Regions from separate parts of the Homo sapiens genome. Here region 1 is linked to region 2. Evidence: read pairs that join two places in POLR2A ChIA-PET (ENCODE). Cell type or tissue: HepG2. All regions are shown on one strand. Each heading gives the region's core, and the rest is flanking DNA. Links, peaks and the distances in the headings are about the cores only.

Region 1 (12,492 bases), core at 4,496-9,495, 85 kb after region 2:
GTCTATTCTCCACTCAGCAGCCACAGTGACCTTCGAAAACTGTCCCTTCTGTGCTTAACCCCTAATCCACAAAGCACATCATCACATACTCACCTCCAGCCCTTCACTTCTGCCAAGAATATTCTTCCAGTGATTCACATGATTCAAATCACTGCTCAAATGTCACCTGATCAGAGCAAATGTATCTAAGATTGTCTTTCTGATCACTTCCTACCCCTAAGCCTGCTTTACTATCTTTTATGGCAGTTATCATCCCTTGATATATTTTATATTTATTTATTCATGATGATCTCTCCCCATGTATATTTATAACCTGAATGTGTCTAAGATATACATTGTCAAGGGAAAATAACAGGCTACATACAGCACATCTTCAGTAAGTCCTCTTCTACATCCATATTTGTATATAACTGAAAGGCAGCCTGAATGGATATGGGCAAGGAGTTCATGGTGGTATATGTGCTTGTGAATTTGGAGTGGTCATCTCTCATAATGCCTGCTTTGCCCGCCTTAATTTTGTTTACCTATATTTTCTATTTTTTTTCAAATTAATTTCGAATCTGAAAGGAAAGATAAGGGATAAATACATTCAGAAGGAGGGATAAGATCTACTAGGAATACCAGAGAGAATAGAAAGAGAAAAGGCATTGTAGGGCTTCACAGATAGTCGAACCACACAGACCTTCAAAGGGAAGGGGTTAGCATCTCCAGCTGATTATTCCTAGAATGCAAATTTTGGGTGGGTTCAGTGGCTCATGCCTGTAATCCCAGCACTTTGGGAGACTGAGGCGGACAGATTGCTTAAATCCAGTAGTTTAAGGCCAGCTTGGGCTGGGCAAGGTGGCTCACACCTGTAATCCGAGCACTTTGGGAGGCCAGGGCGGGCAGATCACCTGAGTTCAGGAGTTCCAGACCAGACTGGCCAACACGGCGAAACCCCTGTCTCTACTAAAAATACAAAAATTAACCGGGCATGGTGGCGGGCACCTGTAATCCCAGCTAATCGGGAGGCCGAGGCAGTAGAATCACTTGAACCCGGGAGGCGGAGGTTGCAGTGAGCCTAGATTGCACCACTGCACTCCAGCCTGGGCGATAGACAGAGCGAGACTCCATCTCAAAAAAAAAAAAAAAAAAAAAAAAGACCAGCTTAGCCAGCATGGTGAGATCCTGTCTCTACAAAAAATATAAAAATTAGCCAGAGGGCCAGGCGCAGTGCCTCACACCTGTAATCCCAGCATTTTGGGAGACTGAGTTGGGCAGATCACCTGAAGTCAAGAGTTCGAGACCAGCCTGGCCAACATGGTGAAACCCCATCTCTACTAAAAATACAAAAACATTTAGCTGGGTGTGGTGGTGCATGCAAATAGTCTCCACTACTTGGGAGACTGAGGCAGGAGAATTACTTGAACCTGGGAAGCGGAGGTTGAAGTGAGCCAAGATCACGCCACTGCACTCTAGCTTGGGTGACAGAGCATGACTCAGTCTCAAAAAAAAAAAAAATTAGCTGGGTATGGTGGCACATGCCTGTAGTTTCAGCTACTGGGGAGGCTGACATGGGAGGATCACTTGAGCCCCGGAAGTGGAGTTTGCAGTGATCAGAGATCACACCACTGTACTCCAGCCTGGGCAACAGAGTGAGATCCTGTCTGATAAAAAAAAAAGAAGGCAAATTTTTTTCCTTGCTCCTGTCTTCATAGACACCAGTTTAGAGAGGCAGCTTCTGTCAGTGTGCAAAGGATACTTTCACACACACACACACACACACACACACACACACACACACACACACACAGAGAGAGAGAGAGAGATTGGGAGCAAAGCAGCCCTGGACAGCTCAGCCTCCAAGTGACTTTCCGTGTCCTTCCAGGCTGAAAAACAACCAGTAACTTTTAAATAGCAGCTTCTCTTGCCAAACCAAAATTAAGATCTGTCTCTCCAGGCAGCTTTCTTCATTATTAATGGCTAAGAGACTATTAAAACCTGCCTGGTCCTGCCCTTCTCTAACTCCACCCTATAGCCTGGGAGAAGCAGAAAGCTGGGGCCAGACACGCTATTAGGACCCTCACTCCATGTGCCTTGGCTGTTCTTCTTTTCATTGCAGAAAACCAACCTGAAACTCCAGAGTAGGAGCACCATGCTCACAGTTGCATGCCCGGTGGGCTCCCAAACTCAGATCAGACCCTAGGCTCCTGTGCCATTTCACTCAACCATGTAGGAAGGCTTATCAGATTGTGGATGATTCCACTCAGAAAACCATAGTCAGCATGGTGCGTATCCCCAGTGGCGTGCTGGTACGTGTTTAACAACCAGCTCTCTGGGGTACAAAGGCAGCCCTGGTTTGTAGCATGTGTCAATTTCCTTGGTGTGAAGTCTTTCACTGTGGCCGATTTCAAGCTACCAACTTGACATCAACCTGAAAATTAAGCAGTCAGCGCTCAGGAGCTGAGGTGCGCAGACTCCAGCACATTACGGTCAACTCAAGGCCCTTCCCAAGGACGTACAGACCCAGGGTTCTGACACCTTCTAGATCAAGTCTTGCCTGTGTCCCACCTGCACAGGACCCTGGTATTTCAAAGACTGTCACTCATAAGGGTTTTTATTGAGGCAGTGTGGACAGGGTGGGGGCAGGAACTGGGGAATTGCACAGGCTTGGTTCCTAATAATAGCCCCACCATATAAGGCCCATGCTGCCTAGCTAAGCAGCTCCACCTTTCTGGGTCTCAGCTGCCTCATCTGTAAAACTGGGATAATGATACCTGAGAAAGTTGTTGTGAGAAATAAATGAGATAATATTCACAAAGTACTTGACAGTCAGTCAATATGGCTTCCTTCTGTGTATTACCATGAACAATTGCTTACAATATAAAACAAAGATTAAAAATCATAATGCGGGCTGGGCACAGTGGCTCATGCCTGTAATCCCAGCAATTTGGGAGGCCGAGGCGGGCAGATCACTTGAGGTCAGGAGTTTGACACTAGCCTGGCCAAGGTGGTGAAACCCTGTCACTACTAAAAATACAAAAAAAAAAAAAATTAGCTAGGCATGGGGGCAGGCACCTGTAATCCCAGATACTCGGGGAGGCTGAGACAGGAGAATTGCTTGAACCTGGGAGGCGGAGGTTGCAGTGAGCTGAGATCATGCCACTGCACTCCAGCCTGGGCAACTGAGCAGAACTCTGTCTCAAAAAAAAAAAAAAAAATCATAATGTGGCCAGGTACAATAGCTCATGCCTGTAATCTCAGCACTTTGGGAGGCTAAGGTGGCTGGATTGTTGGAGGTCAGGAGTTCGAGACCAGCCTGGGCAACAAGGTGAAAGCTTGTCTCTACTAAAATACAAAAACTGGCCAGGCGTGATGGTGCATGCCTGTACTCCCAGCTACTCGGGAGGCTGAGGCACAAGAATTAATTGCTTGAACCTGGGAGATGGAGGTTCCAGTGAACTGAGATCATGCCAGTGCACTCCAGCCTGCTGGACAGAGTGAGACTCCGTCTCAAAAGAAATAAAAATAAAAATAAACTAACCAAAAAAAAACAGAAAAAATTCAGGACACCAAACTCTTCCTGTGGCTTATTGTACTGGGATGGGGGTGTGGGAGATGAACAGAGAAGGGCAGGGAGTGACTTCCCAGGGCAGTGGAGGTGTTTTTATCTTGAGAACGGTGTGGGTTACAGAAGTGTATGCTTCTGTCAAGACTCAACCAACTCCACTTAAAATCTAAGGATTTCATTCTAAGAAAATTATACCCCTGTTAAAAGATGTTAAAAAGTGGAGGAGCATGATTATAGATGACAAGTAAGTGTGCAAGTGAGTTAAAAGACTTACCAACTCTGCCCATCCCCCCTCCAAAAAAGGCATGCAAATTAGCAAGTGAAGATGAGAAAGAGCTGGGTGAGCAGGCCAGGCAGGCCAAAACTCTCCTCCCGGTCTGCCTGGAGGCAGCCTGATTTTCTCTCCAGCACAGATGTCTCTAAGCAGCTGCTGATCACAGTGAGCCTGGGGGCCCTAGGCTCTGGCAAGTACACTCTGTTGTCCAGCATCATCGCACTCCAGCTAAAATGTGTCTCCAGCAGGCAACTGCTCCAAGACCACGTGCTGAAGGAACTAGACGTCGGTGTTCAGTGGAGATGTTCATTGTTGGGTGGGTATGGTGGCTCATGCCTGTAATCCCAGCAACTTTGGGAGGCTGAGGTGGGAGGACCTCTTGAGCCCAGGAATTGGAGGCCAACTTGGGCAACATAGCGAGACCCCATCTCTATGAAAAATTTAAAATTAGCCAGGCATGGTGTTGTGTGCTTGTAGTCCCAGGAGGAAACAGGAGGATCACTTGAGCCCAGGAGGTCAAGGCTGCAGTGAGCTGTGATTGCACCACTGCACTCCAGCCTGGTTAACAGAGACCCTGTCTCAAAACAAAAGAGCAAAAAAACAAAAAAAAAGCCTTCCATTGTCCATGGGATGCTCCACAATGTGATGCAGCTGAAAAGCCGCACCTACTAGAGCGGCTAATGGATGAGGTTTATCTGACAGGCACAATATTCAACCCCAGCCTGCCTTCGAAGACTGCTAAGCACAGCATTCCCACTCCCTGGATCCCTGGAGCCAGTGCTGTGTGTGTCGTGCTGAATTCGACCCTCCACAGCCTATTGGTAACTGTGCTCTGACCGAAGTCTGTTGCCAAGAGACCAAAGCTTGGGAAGCCCCGAGGAACGCTGTTTTGCAATATTAATAGGAAAAAAAAGGTCAGAAACATTCTCCTGAACATAAACCAAGAAGATCTACCCCCATTTACACCATTTCCTACAAAGAAAAAGAAAGTGGCACAAATAAACCAGCCAGAAAGCAGCAGTTACTTCCAGATAAAAAAGGGATAATTAGTAAGATGAGCAGAACCTCCTTTCCCTGCCATTCAGATTCTGGGCCTAAGAATCTAGCAGACAGAAATACTTTTAGATTATATTTCCATTTCACTTCCACTAATTTTGATCTGGATACCAAAAGATGTGCAAAATAGCCCAATAGTAAGATTTAGTTTTTAGGCTGGGCACAGTGGCTCACGCCTGTAATTCCAACACTTTGGGAGGCCAAGGCAGGCAGATAGCATGAGGTCAGGAGTTCGAGACCAGCCGGGACAACATGGTGAAACCCTGTCTCTACTAAAAATACAAAAAAAAAGAAAGAAGAAAAAAGTTAGCCCGGTGTGGTGGTGCACACTTGTAATCCCAGCTACTCCGGAGGCTGAGGCAGGAGAATTACTTGAACCGGGAGGCAGAGGTTGCAGTGAGCCGAGATCGCACCACTGCGCTTTAGCCTGGGTGACAGAGCGAAACTCTGTCTCAAAAAACAAAAACAAAAACAAAAAACCATCAAGTGACATTTAGAAAAAAAAATTTTTTTTTGGTTTTTATGTTTTATTTCATTTTTTGAGACAGGGTCTTGTGCTATCATCCAGGCTGAAGTGCAGTGGTGCGATCATAGCTCACTGCAGCCTCTTAACTCTTGGGCTCAAGGGATCCTCTCACCTCAGCCTCCCAAGTAGCTGGAATTATAGGTGTGTGCCATCAAGCCTGATTAATTTTTTAAATTTTTTTGTAGAGATGGAATCTCCCTGTGTTGCCCAGGTTGGTCTCGAACTCCTGACTCAAGCAATCCGTTCACCTTGGCCTCCGAAAGTGCCGGGATTACAGGGACAAGCCACCATGCCTGACCAAAAATATTATTTTTAAATGGCTTGCTTTTATTTTTCTTTTAAAAGTACGTATGTTTTGAGTGTTATAATTTATGCTAGAATTTGACACCATGATAAGAGTGCTTGAACAAGCACCAAATTTGCTTTTTTTTTTTTTTTTTTTTTTCAGACAGTCTGGCTCTTTCGCCCAGGTGGAACTGCAGTGGCGCTATCTCGGCTCACTGCAAGCTCCGCCTCCCGGGTTCACACCATTCTCCTGCCTTAGCCTCCCGAGTAGCTGGGATTACAGGCGCCCGCTACCGCGCCCGGCTAATTTTTTGTATTTTTAGTAGAGACGGGGTTTCACCGTGTTAGCCAAGATGGTCTCGATCTCCTGACCTTGTGATCCACCCGCCTCGGCCTCCTAAAGTGCTGGGATTACAGGCGTGAGCCACAGCGCCCGGCCCTAATTTTTTTTTTCTTTTTTATTTTTGAGAAAAGATTTCACTGTCACCCAGGCTGGAGACAGTGGCACGATTTCAGCTTACTGCAACCACGACCTTCTGGGCTCAGGTGATCCTCTCACCTCAGCCTCCTGAGTAGCTGGGACTACAGGTGTGTGCCACCACGCCTGGCTAATGTTTGTATTTTTTTAAGAAATGGGGTTTTGCCACATTGCCCAGGCTGGTCTTGAACTCCTGGGCTCAAGTGATCTGCCTGCCTCAGCCTCCCAAAGTGCTAGGATTACAGGTATGAGCCACCACACCCAGCCTCTTTAATTTTTTTCTAGGGAAAAGCTGAATTAGATCACATGTTTTCAGAGGTTTCTCAGTTTAAGGAATTTGTGTGTTGGCCAGGCGCGGTGGCTCACACCTGTAATCCCAGTGCTTTGGGAGGCAGAGGCAGGCGGATTACCTGAGATCAGGAGTTCGAGACCAACCTGGACAGCATGATGAAACACCATCTCTACTAAAAATACAAAAATTAGCTGGGTGTGGTGGCACACATCTGTAATCCCAGCTTTCGGGAGGCTGAGGCAGGAGAATCGCTTGAACTGGGAGGCAGAGGTTGCGGTGAGCTGAGATTGTGCCACTACTGCACTCCAGCCTGGGCGACAGAGCGAGACTCCATCTCAAAAAAAAAAAAAAGAAAAGAAAAGAAAAGAAAAGAAAAAAGAAATGTGTGTGTTGGCAGGGTGCGGTGGCTCGCTCACTCCAGCACTTCGGGAGGCCGAGGTGGGCGGATCACCTGAGGTCAGGGGTTTAAGACCAGCCTGGCCAACATGGCAAAACCCCGTCTCTACTAAAAATACAAAAATTAGCCGGCCGAGGTGGCGGGCACCTGTAATCCCAGCTATTCAGGAGGCTGAGGCAGGACAATCACTTGAACCTGTGAGGCGGAGGTTGCAGTGAGCTGAGATCATGCCGCTGCACTCCAGCCTGTGTGATAGAGCGAGACTCCGTCTCAAAAAAAAAAAAAAAAAGAAAGAAATGTGTGTGTTGCAATCCACTTCCCAGTTTTTCTTTTTTCTGCCCAAATATGCCTTAATGGGTAACAAATCAGAGCACAGTAAAAGGAACAAAAGATAACCCATCGCACTGTGCACATCAAGCCTTCTTTGTCATTAGGAAATAGAAATACATTGAGCATATCTGGATTAAAATATCTCTTGCACTCATAATTAGTAAACAAGAATAGCAACAAAGAGACCACACGTAGTTAGGTCCCAGGTTAAGGAGGTATTGGAAAATAAGTTAGTTTGCTGGAGAATGATCATTAAGTTCTTTGTTCCTGGTGAAAGTCGTTGAAACTGGCTAGCTTTCAGGCTCTCCCATCTCAGGGCTATTGAGTATAATCTGAGCAGCCATTCTGTAATCATTATGGGACTTGGATTCCTGAGTGAGGTAAAGAGGATGTGCATTTATGATGGTCAGACTTGGGGCGGGATAGGTTAGGGAGCTGTGAGCTGTGTAGCAGAGATGGAGGGGCCACTCAGTTATGTGCAAAATTACACATTTCACGCTGAGATTATTGTGCTAAATCAAATGACTGTTCATATGGCGAATGTTATTAACTGCCTTTGAAAGTGTGTTCCACCTCCTAATACTTTAAACATTTTAATACACTGTCAGTCTTTCATCACGGACAAGACTCTCTGCTTGTTCTTGGCAGACGAAAAAAGAAAATGGACAAGGCCTTTAATAGGATTACAACTACATTTTACTCTCCACATTTCCTTCTTTATTAAACTTTCTATATGCCACAATTTTAACATTGATATCAGCCGGGTGCAGTGGCTCACGCCTGTAATCCTAGCACTTTGGGAGGCTGAGGCAGGTGGATTACCTGAGGTCAGGAGTTCGAGACCAGCCTGGCCAACATGGTGAAATCTCATCTCTACAGAAAATACAAAATTAGCCAGGCATGGTGGCGCATGCCTGTAATCCCAGCTACTTGGGGGGCTGAGGCAGGAGAATCACTTGAACCGAGGAGGCGGAGGTTGCAGTGAGCCAAGATCGTGCCACTGCACTCCAGCCTAGACAACAAGAGTGAAACTTTGTCTCAAAAACAAAACAAAACAAAACAAAAAAATTTGATATCTTGTGCTTTTCAAAGTTGTTATGAGATGTTAGACTAAATGATCCATCACTAGGCTCTGAAACATTCTTTATTGCTTTATTATAATATAATTAAATTGTGGCCAGGCACGGTGGCTCACACCTGTAATCCCAGCACTTTGGGAGGCCAAGGCGGGCAGATCATGTGAGGTCAGGAGTTTGAGACTAGCCTGGCCAATATGGTGAAACCCCATCTCCACTAAAAATATAAAAATTAGCCAGCATGGTGGCAGGTGCCTGTAATCCCAGCTACTCAGGGGGCTGAGGCAGGAGAATCGCTTGAACCTGGGAGACAGAGGTTGCAGTAAGCCGAGATCGTGCCATTGCACTCCAGCCTGGATGACAAGAGTGGAACTCCATCTCAAAATAATAATAATAATGATAATAGTAAAATTGCAGGAAAAAATGTAGTACTAAGAAATTGACCCAGAAGGAAAAGGGAAGGAAAAGGAAAAGAGGGAGAAAATAAGAAATAGGGAGGCCATTCTGAGAGCATCTAACATACAGTCCAGGAGTTGAGAATGGGGTGGATGGCAAATACTTTAAGAAATAAGATCTGAGGATTTTTCCAGAATAGAAGAAAGACATGAGCCTTCAGATTAAAAGTACCTAAATACTGAGTAGCTTCAATAAAAATAAGTCATCAAACACATCAAACTGATAGCTGTGGTAGCCTCTAAAAGGGTTGGGATTGGTTTGATGCTCATAGGAGATCTTTGCCTTAGCTGTAATGCATACATTTTTTATAAGGAGACTGGATCGGTGCGTCTCACATGCAGTCAGGAACTATTTTTAAAATAACCTAACCAGACTCAAATGTTGAATTCCTAACTGGAAAGCTAATCACTTGGAAGCCAGGGGGAGACGTCTTAAGCGAGCAGCCACTTGAATCATCACATAGGGTATCTGCCCTCAAAGAGCCAGAGCCTAGGGGAGGAGACAAAGCCCCAGAAAAATATACTGGGAAAACTCCCAATATAGACGGAGATATCAATTGCTGGCACCACCAGCCCGTGTTGATGATACGCTATGTGCCTAACAAACAGTAGCTGATCTAAACTTCATGGCAATCCTACAAGGCTGGGCTATCATTATTTCCACATTATAAAGAATCTGAGGCTGGGCGCACTTTGGGAGGCCAAGGCAGGCAGATCACTTGAGGTCAGGAGTTTGAGACCGGCCTGGCCAACATGGTGAAAACCCGTCTCTTTTAAAAATACAAAAATTAGCCAGGCATGGTGGCACATGCCTGTAGTCCCAGCTACTTGGGAGGCTGAGACAGGAGAATTGCTTGAACCTGGGAGGCAGAGGTTGCAGTGAGCCAAGATTGTACCATTGCACTCCAGCCTGGGTGACAAGAGTGAAACTCCATCCCCTGTGCCAAAAAAAAAAAGAGAATCTGAGGCTTAGAAAAAGTAAGGTGGCCAGGTGTGATGGCTCATGCCTATAATCCCAGCTCTTTGGGAGGCCAAAGTAGGTGGATGATATACCCCAGAAGTTGGAAACCAGCCTGGGCAACATGGTGAAACCCAGTTTATACCAAAAATACAAAAATCAGCCTGGCATGGTGGTACATGCTTGTGGTCCCAGCTTCTCAGAAGGCTGAGGTGAGAGGATCTCTTGAGTCCGGGAAATCGAGGCTGCAGTGAGCTGTGATCACACCACTGCACTCCAGCCTGGGTGACAGAGTGAGACCCTGTTTCAAATAAATAAATAAATAAATAAATAAATAAATAAATAAATAAATCAGAGCTGTGCTCTTAATTAATTAATTAATTTTTGAGAGGGAGTCTTGCTCTGTCTCCCAGGCTGGAGTACAGTGGCGTGATCTCAGCTCACTGAAACCTGTCTCCTGAGTACAAGCGATTCTCCTGCCTCAGCCTCCCAAGTAGCTGGGATTAGCACACCTGGCTAATTTTTGTATTTATGGTAGAGATGGGGTTTTGCCATGTTGGCCAGGCTGGTCTCAAACTCCTGACCTCAGGTGATTTGCCTGCCTCAGCCTCCCAAAATTCTGGGATTACAGGCGTGAACCACCGCACCCAGCCCGCTCTCAATTTCATATTTTGCAAATGCAGTGAGGACACAGAGGAGACGAGGTTTTAACTTGCATTTGTGGATGAGGGGCCTAGAGAGGAGCAGGGCAGGAGACATTTGAGTGGGCCTTGAAGGGCAAATAGGATTTTGCCGGAGCTGGAAGAAAGGACCGTCTCACAGAAGATAACTCATGAGCAAAGTGGCAGGGCTGGATGTGGCCTGGGGGGAGTAGGTGAAGTAGATGTGAGCAGGAGGCGAGTGTCCCAGTGAGGGGAGGTCTCTGATGGTCTTTTATGTACTTGAGCTTAAACCCCAGACTATGAATGAGTGACCCACCTGCTCTGTCCTGTTTCTTTTCTTTTTTTTTTTTTTTTGAGATGGAGTCTCGCTCTGTTGCCCCGGCTGGAGTGCAGTGGCACAATCTCGGCTCACCACAACCTCCGCCTCCCAGGTTCAAGCTATTCTCCTACCTCAGCCTCCCCAGTAGCTGGGACTACAAGCATGTGCCACCATGCCCGGCTAATTTTTGTAATTTTAGTAGACACGGGATTTCACTATGTTGGCCAGGCTGGTCGAGAACTCCTGACCTCGTGATCCACCCGCCTCGGCCTCCCAAACTGCTGGGATTACAGGCGTGAGCCACCGCGCCCAGCCTCCTCAGTTTCTTTTCAGTTCAGAGTACATGAGACAAAAGTGCTCAGACAGCGCCTGGTGCATCCTAATTCTCAGTATGTTCGTTATAATTAGTTTTGATACAAGCAAGAGTAGTTGCCTTCTCACATTTCTGTATCAGCCATGACTTGTTTCAAGTGACAGAAACCCAGATCAGACAAATGGTTTTTATTTTGTTTTCTTTTGGAAGACTGGCATCACCATGGAAAGTGCAAGGGTCCAGGTTGCAAGGGTTCAGGGATGGCTAGATCCAGGGTCTCAGACGCTGCCCAGTCTCTCATCTCTGCTTCTTTCCACCTGAACTCTATTGTTCCAAACCTACGCTGGAGTCATGGTGGCCAGTGGCCATAGAGTCTCCCATCTTCACCACTGAACTGGAAGTCAGAGTCATTCTCTCTAGCTCCAGGTTTAAGCAATCTTGGGGTTAAATACACTTTGACGTAACATGGCCAGGGAGGTGGGGCCTGTAAGACTTGGGGGCACCCATTTGGAACACATGGTGTATGTCGGGGAAAGGAGGATAGGAACATTCCCCAGAAGAGTGAGGTGTAGTTTCTGGGCAGATAAAACAATAGAATTCACTGTAACTTCACTTACATCCAAAAAAAAAAAAAAAAAAAAAAAAAAAATTCTTGCCCATACTGTTTTTTGTCTAGTAACAGAATGGGTGTCTTTTGTTTACAAAGATTTAACATCAATGGCCAGATTCTGTGTGTGCATGCTTGTGCAGTTTACATCAGCATATTTTCTTCTGTACACAGGATTGGAAAACTTGTTTTTCTCTCTGTAATCTTGTAACATCTTCTTTTTGTCTCTTTGTTCTGAAATTTTTGCCAGGTTACCTTGGCATGAACCGATTTTCATCCAATTTTCTAGGAACTTAGTAGATCCTATGGAAACCAATGTTCTTTAAACTTCTTGAGTTTTCTTTGAGGATTTCCTTCCCTCTGTTTCCTCTGCTTTTTCTGGAACTCTTGAAACTGAAATATTACACTTCCTAGACAGGCCCTCTGATTTTCTCATTTCTGCCCTATTTTATTTATTTATTTATTTATTGAGACATGGTCTCGTTTTGTCACCCAGGCTGGAGCACAGTGCCATGATCTCTGCTCACTGCAACCACCACCTCCCAGGTTCAAGCGATTCTCCTGCCTCAGCCTCCCAAGTAGCTGGAACTATAGACACATGCCACCATGCCCAGCTAATTTTTGTACTTTTTGTAGAGACAGAGTTTCACCATGCTGCGAAGCTGGTCTTGAACTTAGGGACTCAAACAATCAGTCTATCTTGGCCTCCTAAAGTGCTGGGATTACACGTGTGAGCCACTATACCTGGCCCTATTTTCTGTCGATGTTGTTTTGCATTATTTTCTGTGATCTTCCTGTAACATAACTCCAACTCTTCTAATTTTCATTGCTATTGTCATTTTTATTTCAATACCTGTTTTATATGTGTGTCAAACATGATTTTACACAGAAAACTGTTTTAGTTTTTTTTTTTT
Region 2 (12,492 bases), core at 4,616-9,615:
GATGGAGGCTGCAATGAGCCAAGGTAACACCACTACACTCCAGCCTGGGCCATAGAGGGAGACCCTGTTTCAAAAATAAAATAAAGTGGGCCAGGCGTGGTGACTCACACCTGTAATCCTAGCACTTTGGGAGGCTAAGGCGGGCAGATCACCTGAGGTCAGGAGTTCAAGACCAGCCTGGCCAACATGGCAAAACTCCGTCTCTACTAAAAATACAAAAATTAGCTGGGCGTGATGGCGCATGCCTGTAGTCTCAGCCACTCGGGAGGCCGAGGCAGGAGAATCGCTTGAATCCTGTCTCTAAAAAAAAATACAAAAAAAGAAAAAAAAAAACGTTATTTTCCTTGACTACAGTGTAGGCTGGCAGAAATAAAAGGTGGAAATCTAAATACAGGGCTAGGAAGAGAATTAGGAGACCATATTGGTTATCGAGCCAAAAAATAAAGGAAGTTTAGAAGACGACCTTACTGATTTTTCCTTTTTTTTTTTGAGATGGAGTCTGGCTGTTGCCCAGGCTGGAGTGCAGTGGTGCGATCTCACCTCACTGCAACCTCCACCTTCCAGGCTCAAGTGATCCTCCCATCTCAGCCTCCTGAGCAGCTGAGACTATAGGTATGTGCCACCACATCCAGCTAATTTTCTTTTTTTTTTTTTTTTTTTTTTTTTTTGAGACGGAGTCTCGCTCTGTCGCCCAGGCCGGACTGCGGACTGCAGTGGCGCAATCTCGGCTCACTGCAAGCTCTGCTTCCCGGGTTCACGCCATTCTCCTGCCTCAGCCTCCCGAGTATCCAGCTAATTTTCATATTTTTTGAAGAAGACGAGGTTTTACCATGTTGCCCAGGCAGGTCTCGAAGCCCTAAGCCCAAGTGATCCATCCAGCATGGCCTCCTAAAGTGCTGGGCTTACAGGTGTTAGCCACCACGCCCAGCCCATTTTATTTTTTTGAGACAGGGTCTGGCTCTGTTACCTAGGCTGGAATGCAGTGGCGCAATCACAGCTCACTACAGCCTCAAACTCCCACCTCAGCCTCTCGAGTAGCCAGGACTAGAGACACACACCACCACACCCAGCTAATTGTTTTTAATTTTTTTGTAGAGACAAGGTTTCACTATGTCATCTAGGCTGGTTTTGAATTCCTGACCTCAAGCAATCCTCCCGCCTTCTAAAGTGCTGGGATTACAGGTATTAGCCACCGCACCCAGCCATGGAAAATAAATTCAAACAGACTTGGGCACAAAGGAATTCTGAATTGTAAGAAGTTAATGATCCAAATAGAAATTCAATTATTTGAATAATTACAATTTATCCATTTTTCAAGCAGGTATTATTGAACATTGAATCTTAAAAAGCAGAATAAAGCAAACATTATGTTAAACCATGCATTCTGGAATAAAATCACTAAAAACGACACAGGTTTTGCTAGCATTCTGGTTCAGTTCTTGTACTTGCTTTACTGGCATTCTTGTCCTGAACTGCTCAGTGTGTCTTTACAATGAACGTCCCTTTACTGGAGCCGATTTGACTAGTTGTCTGTTGCCTGATTAGAGAAACCAAACTCAGTTACAACAGAGTATCACTGAGTTGGGGAGTTCATTAAATCACACTGAAAATTTCCATATTAAAACAAATGTACAGGCTCACACCTGCAATCACAGAACTTTGGGAGGCTGAGGTGGACAGTTTCACTCGAGGTCAGCAGTTCAAGACCAGCATGGCCAACACGGTGAAATCCCGTCTCTACCAAAAATACAAAAATTACCCAGGTGTGGTGGCTAATTGACGTATAAGCAAAAGGTAGCAGTCAACATAGAGAAAAGAAATGTGCTGAAAGAAGCAGAGACAAGGGACTACAGTGCCCTTTAAAAAAACAGAAAGCCTCCAAGTATTCAGGAAGCCCACATATATATTTCTTGCTCTGAGGTTCAGAGAGTCCTTAGTGTTCTTTCACTAAATCCCCTGAATTTTTGTTAACTAGAGTAGATTTCCATACTTTTAACTGCCTTTGCTAGATTATTTCCTCATAAAGATAGGCTCTTCATCTCCACACCTACTTTTGTTCTCAAGGATTTTTTGCATACAGAAACCTAGATCATGATGGTTCCATTTCACTAAAAGAGATCAGAACAATATAATCAGAATCGTTGATGCCAGGAACCATTATGGAAAGGAAATACCAGTGAGAAAATGGCAGGCAAAGAGGAGAAACTTGAGCAATGAGAAAAGGAAAGAGAATATAAGAATTAATCTAATTTGAATTTAATCAACAAAGGGAAAAAAACCTAGTAAATCTGTTCTACAGCATCTTCTGCACACGATATATCTGTATTAATAACAACTATTACTAAGACTTACTTTGTGTCTGGTCCTGATCCCATAAATACTTTATACACTTTATCATCTCTTTTAATAGTCATAACTACACAGGAGGCTGAGGTAAGTGGGTCCCTTGAGCCTGCGACCAGCCTGGGCAACATGAGAAAAATCCTGTCTCTATTAAAAATATGAAAATCAGCCAGGCATGATGGCACATGCCTGTAATCCCAGCTACTTGGGAGGCTGAGGCACAAGAATCACTTGAGCCCGAGAGGCGGAGGTTGCAGTGAGCCGAGACTGCACCACTGCACTCCAACCTGGGTGACAAAACAAGTCTGTCTCAAAAGAAAAAAAAAAAAGTCATAACTACCCTGAAAACACAGATAATATTATTCCCATTTTGGAAGCAAAGCAAGAAGTTGGTGGGGCGCAGTGGCTCACACCTATAATCCCAGCACTTTCGGAGGCCGAGGCGGGCGGATCACCTGAGGTCAGGAGGTCGAGACCAGCCTGACCAACATGGAGAAACACCGTCTCTACTAAAAATACAAAATTAGCCGGGCATGGTGGCGTGCACCTGTAATCCCAGCTACTCAGGAGGCTGAGGCAGGAGAATTGCTTGAACCTGGGAGGCAGAGGTTGCAGTGAACCGAGATAGCGCCACTGCACTCCTGCCTGGGCAACGAGAGTGAAACTCCATCTCAAATAAAAAAAAAAAGAAAAGAATAGCAAGAAGTTATTACAGCCCTTAAACAAAATATAGATAAATCATTCTTTCCTAATTACTGGAGGAGAAAAAAACCAAAAAACCTCTTTTGGTATAAATGGCTGCAAAACCTATTGCATGATGTTATGAATGAATGTTCATATCATTTATTAACTGTCAATAACAACAACACTAAACACCAGGCACTGGCACTGCGAAACAGACGTTATTCCATTTTATATACGAGGAAACCAAGGTTTACAGAAATTACTTGTCCAAAATCATGTAACTGATAAAGATCCGAAATAGAATTCAAACTCAAGTTTGTTTTTTTTTTTTTAGTCTCACTCTGTTGCCCAGGCTGAAGTGCAGTGGCACTATCTCGGCTCACTGCAACCCCTGCCTCCCGAGTTCAAGCAATTCTCCTACCTCAGCCTCCCGAGTAGCTGGGACTACGAGTGCGTGCCACTGCACCTGGCTAATTTTTTGTATTTTTTAGTAGAGATGGGGTTTCACCATGTTGGCCAGGCTGGTCTTGAACTCCGACCTCATGATCCGCCTGCCTCGGCCTCCCAAAGTGCTGGGATTACAGGTGTGAGCCACCATGCCCGGCCCAAATTCAGCTCTTTATGCCTTTTACCACTTGTTCCTGTTGTCATCAAAGGCAAGAGCAGACCATACAGGGTGGCTCACACCTCTACATGGCCAGTACTTTCGAGGCCAAGGCAGGAGGATCACTTGAGGCGAGGCCAGGAGTTCAAGATCAGCCTGGGCAGCACAGCAGACTCTCATCTCTACAAAAAATATGTTCAGGCAAACATCCTGCTCCCCAGTCAAGGCACTTGGCTAAAAATGGGATTGGACAGCAGGGGAGGCAGGGATTCGGAGTGCTCTGAGGCCTCGAGCTCTCCACTGGGGAGCAGCTTAGTGTTCTGTTTTGAAGAATGCTATGAAGTTCCTGGCTATACATGAGGACACGTTTAGGTCTTTGGAGCCACACTCAGAGTACACGAAGGGTAGGAAAAACCACACGAGGCAAAGAACTTACATCAAGACCAGGCCTAAAATACATTAATGTGGGTGGTTCAGCACAAGGGCAGTTGTCTGATAGCTATAATGAAGAAGAGTATGACTGTCCCATTTCAGATGAAGATAAGAGTAATTGATGAGTCAGATAACCATATGAGAGAAGGTAAAGATACTGCTGATTACCATGGTTGTGGTTTCTTCCCTGAACACTGGCTTCACATAGTTTTTTGTGCTGAGAACAGATACCAACCAGTGTATTGTACACAAGACTTAAACAAGGGGTTAAGGTCAGAAGAAACTAAAAGACAATACTCAGTGTGAGATTTCTCACTCTTTATGAAGCCACAATATCCTACAAGGAAAAACCAGGCATCAACTATTCAGCAATAAACCAGAAGAGCTAGAAAATAATATAGATCAGATCTTGAAATAAATTGAAAAGTGGATCAAAGATCGTAACACTTGGACCATAAGACTAGCCACTTTACAATCACTCCTGTTGATATTTCTCTGCTGACGTGACAGAAACTGTCCAAGTATCGGTGACGCTTCATTAAAATTATTTTCCAAGACTAGCAGGTGGACAGTGAAAAGGTTTATTAAGTCTGGGTATCTACCTCCCCATGAGAAAGTTAAAGATCTAAAACATAATGAATTTAGGCTGGGTACAATGGCTCATGCCTCCCAGCACTTGGGAGGCCAAGGCGGGCGGATCACTTGAGGTCAGGAGTTTGAGACCAGCCTGGCCAACATGGTGAAACCCTGCCTCTACTAAAAATACAAAAAATTAGCTGGGCGTGGTGGCGGGCACCTGTATTCCCAGCTACTCAGCAGGCTGAGGCAGGATAACTGCTTGAACCAAGGAAGCGGCCAAGATTGCACCACTGCACTCCAGCCCGGGCGACAAAGCACGATTCAGTCTCAAAAAAAGAAAGAAGGAATATAAGATTATTCAGGATTTAAAATAAAAATTGGCATCATTTAGGGCCGGGCGTGGTGGCTCACACCTGTAATCCCAGCACTTTGGGAGGCCAAGGTGGGCAGATCACGAGGTCAGGAGATCATCTGGCTAACACAGTCAGGAGGTCAGCAGACCATCCTGGCTAACACGGTGAAACCCCGTCTCTACTAAAAAATACAAAAAAATTAGCCAGGCGTGGTGGCAGGGGCCTGTAGTCCCAGCTACTTGGGAGGCTGAGGCAGGAGAATGGCGTGAACTCAGGAGGCGGAAGTTGCAGTGAGCCGAGATTTCGCCACTGCACTCCAGCCTCGGAAATAGAGTGAGACTCCATCTCAAAAAAAAAAAAAAACCCTGGCATCATTTAATACTTCAACTGCTAAAGAATAAATAAACATGGCCAAATGGGTGGATACCTTTTATTACAGAAGAAAATGCAGATGATCTTTAAAGCTAAAGGTTAAAAAAAAAAAAGAGAGAGAGAAATATGTTCAGAGGAGAACTATCAGCTACCAGGCATGCCTACAGTGTTAGTCTCCATGAACTGAGGGGGTAGAAATTATTTAAACAAGGGGGAAAAACTTTAACCTGCGATTACTTCTCTAGTTGATTTGCTCTCCCTTTGCGATGGACTAGGCATTGCAGAAATGTAGACTACTGTTCAAAGACCATGGTAGACACTACTTTCTACACTCTCCTTAACATCTGAAGTAACACCCGCCAAGTACCAAACCGCACCTTATTAACAGTGCTATGGTGATTTGTCTTATCTCCCTAAAAATAATCCCTTGAGCGTCTAGCACAGTATCAAAAACATGACAGGCATTACATACAAATATTTGTAATGTGAGAAACTGCCCTTAGTCATACAAGTGGTGAAATAGTACTGCTAGAGCTAGGTTCTTTAAGATGATTCTTATCCTTCTTTAAAACACGCATACAAATACACACAACTTTACCTTGCTTTATTTGACTTTTCTGGACATCTGACAATATGTAATATGGGTTTGATTAATATTCATGCCCTTTGATCTGGTAATTCCACTTCTAGGAATTTAACCTAAGCAAATCATGAGAAATATGGGCACAGATTTGTTAACAAACATCTTTAACCTGGTACTGTAATAGGAAAAGATGGAAACAGTCTAAATACAGCAGTAATTATTAAAGCATATACTTAGAGAATTTATATAGCCATTTAAAATGTTTTAAAATTTTATATATATATATATATATATATATATTTTTTTTTTTTTTTTCCTTTTCTCTTTTTGAGACAATGCCTCATTCTGTCACCCAGGCTGGAATGCAGTGGCACAAATACAGCTCACAGCAGTCCCAACCTGCCAGGTTCAAGCAGTCCTCCCACCTCAGCTGCCTGAGTAGCTGGGACTACACGTGTATGTCACCATGCCTGGCTGACTTTTTAATTTTTTTATAGCAATGAGGTCTCCCTGTTACCCACGCTAACAAAAAAAAAATTTTTTTTTTTTTTGAGGCAGAGTCTGGCTCTGTCACCCAGGCTGGAGTGCAGTGGCACGATCTCAGCTCACTGCAAGCTCCCTCTGCCTCCCGGGTTCGTGCCATTCTCCTGCCTCAGCCTCCCGAGTAGCTGGGACTACAGGCGCCTGATACCACACCCGGCTAATTTTTTTGTATTTTTAGTATAGACAGAGTTTCACTGTGTTAGCCAGGATGGTCTCAATCTCCTGACCTTGTGATCCACCCACCTCAGCCTTCCAAAGTGCTGGGATAACAGGCATGAGCCACTGCACCCAGCCTACCCAGGCTAAAACTTTTTAAACACAGAAAAATGTTATGTATGTGTAAGGATTCTATAACGTAGGCTATAGATGGGTGTATATAAAAAGATGTTAGGCTGGACCCAGTGGCTCACGCCTGTAATCCCAACACTTTGGGAGGTTGAGGCAGGCTAATCACCTGAGGTCAGGAGTTCAAGACCAGCCTGGCTGACATGGTAAAACCCCGTCTCTACTAAAAACACAAAAATTAGCCAGGCATGGTGGCGCACTTGTAATCCCAGCTACCTGGGAGGCTGTGGCAGGATAATCGCTTGAACCCAGGAGGCAGAGGCTGCAGTGAGACAGAAAGCTGAGATGCTGCCACTGTGCTCCAGCCTGGGAGACAGAGCAAGACTCTATCTCACAAGAAATTTAAAAAAACTCATGCTGGGCCCAGTGGCTCACACCTGTAATCCCTGGGCGACAAGAGCGAAACTCCATCTCAAAAATAATAATAATAAATATTAAAAACAAAATACATGAACTGTGTCTTATCATTGAGAATTCTAATTCAGCAGGACTGGACTTAAGCCCAAGAATCTCTTTTTTTTAAAAAATAGAGACAAGGGTCTCACTATGCTGCCACAGCTCTTCTAGAACTCCTAGGCTCATGCGATCCTCCCACATTGGCTTCCCAAAGTGCTGGGATCACAGGCATGAGCCACCATGCCCCGCCAAGAATCTCTTTATTGAAACAGCTTCCTAGCACCGGATGTTAAGGGAAAAAGTAAATATTAAACTCCAATACAGGAAGATAAAGCTTCAATGAGATGTGTATGACATACAATAGTGGCATCAAAGGCAGGCACCCAACCTTGGAGAAAAGTGGGAGTAAAGGAGTACATTTATCAGAGATGAAGATACATTAGTTGAAGCTTGAAAGATGAGGAAAAGGCCAGGTAAATGAAGAAGGTAGGGGATTCCAAAGAGAAAACTACATAAATAAAAATAGCACTAGTATGCTGAGAAACTGCACAAACTATAAAAATAGGATGGGTATTCACAAAACTACAAATACTTTAGTATAGCCGAAATGGAGCGCCAGTAAGGACTGGAGAGGCAAGCTGGACCAAAACACAAAAGACAGCTGGGCATGCGAAGGCATATGCCTGTAGTGCCAGCTACACAAGGGGGAAGGGACTGCTTGAGGCCAGGAGTTCAAGTCCAGCCTGGGCAACAAAGTGAACACCCTCATCTCTAAAACTAATAATAAATTTAAAATAAAAATTTATTTTATCTTTAAAAAAAAAATAACATGAAAGGTCTCCTATGCTATGAGGAGGAGCTTAGAAGTTATCCCAAAAGCAACAGGAAAGAAAACGCACACACACACGAGTGCGTGAGCAAAAGGGTGAGAAATAAGCAGATCGTATCTTCAAAAACATCAATTTGGCAGTGGCACAGACAATGGCTACAAAGAAGAAAACGGGAGATGCAGGAAAGCCAGTGAGAAGACTACTGAACATCTCCAGGCAAGAAACATGAGCCTATCAAATAAAGCAACATAGGTATAATCTCGGAACTATTGTCGGCAGAAACAGGAGGCAGAAATCTAGGATAGCTCCTAACATGCCACAAATGGATATATCAACCACAGAAACAGAATACAGTACAGGAATTGAAGGAAATAATTAAATTCAATTTTGAATAGCATCATGCCATTCACTGAGCACTTATGAAAACTAAACTCCTAGGCTTTTTAAATATTTTTTAACAGATATGGGGGTCTTGGTATGTTGCCCCAGCTGTTCTCCAACTCCTAGACTCAAGTGATCCTCCCACCTTGGCCTCCCAAAGTGCTAGGATTACAGGCATGAGCCATCACGGCCAGTCAAAAAGTAAATTTTTTTTTTAAAGAAAAGCTATCCTCTGGGGGGCGGGGGGTGTGGGGAAAGGATATTATACTTTGATATAGCTTGGATGTTTGTCCCCTCCAAATCTCATCTGAAATGTGACTTCTAAGGTTGGAGGTGAACCTAGTGTGTAGTGTCTGGGTCATGGGGGCCCATCCCTCAGGAAGTACTTGATATCCTCCCCATGGTAATGAGTGAGTTCTCACTCTATTAATTCACACAAGAGCTGGCTGTTTAAAAGTGCCTGGAACCTCTTCTCTCTCCAGCTCCCTCTCTTGACCATGTGACACATGTGCTCCCACTGTGCCTTCTGCCATGAGTAAAAGTGTCCTGAGGCCTCACCAGCAGCAGATGCTGTAACTTACTTCCTGTACAGTCTGCAAAACTGAGACAAATAAACCTCTTTTTGTTATAAATTGCCCAGTCTCCTATATTCCTTTATAGCAACACAAAATGGACTAACATACTTTTTTTAAAAAAAAATGAGAAAGATAAAAATGTGCATACAGTACTGAGTGGCTCAAATCATGTAAAAATATTAGAACACTTCCAGGACAAAGCATATGATTACTCGTTATTAATTCTAGATACAGAAAGGAAATAATACTAAAATAAAATCATCTCTAGGCCAGGCCCAGTGGCTCACGCCTGTAATCCCAGGACTTTGGGAGGCCGAGGCAGGTGGATCATCTAAGGTCAGGAGTTCGAGACCAGCCTGGTCAACATGGTTGGAACCCTGTCTCTACTAAAACTATAAAAATTAGCCAAGCATGGTGGTGCATCCCTGTAATCCCAGCTACTCAGGAGGCTGAGGCATGAGAATCGCTTGAATCCAGGAGGCAGAGGTTGCAGTGAGCCGAGATTGCACCACTGCACTCCAACCTGGGCAACAGAGCGAGACTCTGTATCAAAAATAAATAAATAAATAAATAAATAAATAAAATAAAATAAAATAAAATTGCCTCTAGATCTCATTGAATACACCCAACCTATTTCAGCAACCTATATTCAACATATCTACTAACTTTTTTAAAAATTAAAAGAGAGATAACTAATGCAAAGGACAGCACTTCATCAGGGGAAAAAAGCTAAATAATTTCGATTTCCAAGGTCTTTTCTAACATCTAAACTCCACTGGAAATGTGTAAACCATCTGCTTTCACTCAAAATGGCAGACCAAGCTCTTAACAGATGGTATAAGGTTTGTCTTTTTTTCTTTTTTAACTGTTTGAAATTCAGAAAATACAAAATGGACAAGAGCAAAGCATACTACCTGTAATCTCTCCATGCATACAAATATAAACACTTTGCAGTACTTTCTTCCAGTCCTTAATCCATGTACATCACTTTTAAGGGCTACACTGAACTTAAAGACCATTTTCTTAAAAGACAGGGTCTCGCTCTGTTGCCCAGGCTGGAGTGCAGTAGCACGACGTCGGCTCACTGCAGACTCCACCTCCAAGAGTCAAGCCATTACAGGCATGCACCAGATGATTTTTCTTTTTTTTTCTCAGTAGTGACAGGGTTTCTCCATGTTGGCTAGGCTGGTCTCGAATTCCTGACCTCAGGTGATCCACTTGCCTCATGTGCTGGGATTACAGGCATGAGCCACCACGCCTAGCCAGAAACAATTATCTTTATAATTCCCTCCTCTCTTTATGAAACTAAGTTTCTCCAAAGGAACGACATATTAATTTCATTGTTTTGTATTTTACAAGGCTTCTGACCCTTAAAAGTGGTATCTCCCTAATTTGGGACAACTGGGTGGGGGAAGCAATTTGACTCAATAAACTCTAACAAATTAAAGAACATTTCCTTTTTTTTTGAGACAGTTTCACTCTTGTTGCTCAGGTTGGAGTGCAATGGTGCGATCTCAGCTCACCACAACATCCGCCTCCAGGGTTCAAGTGATTCTCCTGCCTCAGCCACCTGAGAACCTGGGATTATAGGCACCCCCCCATCATGTCCGGCTAATTTTTTTTTTTTTGTATTTTTGTATTTTTGTAGAGATGGGGGTTTCACCATGTTGGTCAGGCTGGTCTTGAACTCCTGACCTCAGGTGATCCACCTGCCTCAGCCTCCCAAATTGCTGGGATTACAGAGAACATTTCTTAATAATTAACACCCAATTTGGTGATTTTAAATACATATAATAACCAAGACTAGGTTAATGAACTGTCCCCTTGTTAAAATTCTTAGGGAACTTGCTTTAATAAAGAAAAATTGTCACCAGCAGATCAATCAACTGCATATTCATTGCATCTAAAGAGTTTACGGAGCTCACTGAAAACACCTGTTCTCTACAGTTTAAGCACTCCTCTTCCCGGGTTTGTAAACAAGTTTATTTACAGTGTTAGCCTCCAAATACTTCCTTCAGAGAGAAAAGAAAGTAGTCATTAGCCCCAGTAAAATGTGTGGCTTGGAAAAATTCCAAATCCATAGTGTAAGTTGTAGATAAACTAATCCTCCCATCCCCCATTTCTAATGAGCACCTGCCCCTAGTGAAGAAATTTGTTATTTTTGTACCTATACATTACAAATTTATATACTCTCAAACCTGAGAAATGAAAGCATGTCTACAGAAAAAAACTTGAACACAAATGTTCATAGCAGCATTATCCATAATAGCCAAAAAAGAAGAAAAAAAGGCCCATCAACTGATAAATGGATAAATTAAATGTGGCAGATCTATACAATGAAATATTATACAAAAATAAAAAGAAGGCCGGGCGCAGTGGCTCACACCTGTAATCCCAGCACTTTGGGAGGCCGAGGCAGGTGGATCACGAGGTCAGGAGATCGAGACCATCCTGGCTAACACTGTGAAACCCCGTCTCAACTAAAAATACAAAAAATTAGCCAGGCGAGGTGGCGGGCGCCTGTAGTCCCAGCTACTCGGGAGGCTGAGGCAAGAGAATGGCGGGAACCCCAGGGGGCGGAGCCTGCAGTGAGCTGAGATCGTGCCACTGCACTCCAGCCTGGGCGACAGCGAGACTCCATCTAAAAAATAAAAAATAAAAATAAATGATGTACTGATAAATGCTACATACAACATAGATGAACCCTTAAAACATTATGCTAAGTAAAAGAAGGCAGTCACAAAACATGCTTCACTTATGTCCAGAATAGGCAAATAAAGAGACAGAAGTGGACTGGTGGTTGCCTAAGACTGGGGAGTGACGGCTGCTGGGTAAAGGATTTTTGGGGTAATGCAAATATTCTAAAATTAATGATTATGATATATGCACAACAATGAATACACTAAAAACTAAAAACTACTGAACTATATATTTTTTTTAAGATGGAGTCTTGCTCTTGTCCCCCAGGCTGGAGTGCAATTGCATGATGTCGGCTCACTGCAAGCTCCGCCTCAGGCTCCAGCCCAGCTAATTTTTATTGTTTTGTTTTGTTTTTTGTTGTTGTTGTTGTTTGAGACAGAGTATAGCTGTGTCACCCAGGCTGGAGTGCAATGGCACGATCTCGGCTTACTGCAACCTCCGCCTCCCGGATTCAAACAACTCTCTTGCCTCAGCCTCCTGAGTACCTGGGATTAAAGGCATGCGCCACCACGCCCAGCTAGTTTTTGTATTTTTAGTAGAGATGTGGTTTCATATGTTGGTCTCGATCTCCTGACCTCGTGATCCACCCGCCTCGGCCTCCCAAAGTGCTGGGATTACAGGAGTGACCCACCGTGCCCAGCTGGAATTATACACTTTAAATGGATAAACTACAAATCTGTAAAGCTGCTTTTTTTTTTTTTGAGACGAAGTCATCACCTAGGCTGGAGTGCAGTGGTGCGATCTCAGTTCACTGTAACCTCCGCCCCGACAG

The links. Peaks named below come from ENCODE experiments on the same cell type or tissue, not always from the same donor. Only the 100,000 strongest peaks of a DNase experiment are listed, where the experiment ranks them.
Region 1: POLR2A ChIA-PET joins it to region 2 with 5 read pairs; 4 of 35 experiments call an interaction of 5 or more read pairs at or near these places.

What each region holds. Positions count from the first base shown.
Region 1 is chr1:31,118,334-31,130,825 of GRCh38, forward strand. No RefSeq gene overlaps it. Among named protein-coding and RNA genes, the nearest start is that of PUM1, 59 kb to the left of the region's middle. RefSeq lists an enhancer at 3,853-4,354. In HepG2, for the core only: no CTCF peak of the experiment used is centred there; no DNase peak of the experiment used is centred there.
Region 2 is chr1:31,032,736-31,045,227 of GRCh38, forward strand. The region is part of intron 2 of PUM1 (pumilio RNA binding family member 1); the gene reads right to left. Among named protein-coding and RNA genes, the nearest start is that of PUM1, 27 kb to the right of the region's middle. RefSeq lists an enhancer at 1,325-1,826. In HepG2, for the core only: no CTCF peak of the experiment used is centred there; a DNase peak (open chromatin) is centred at 7,536.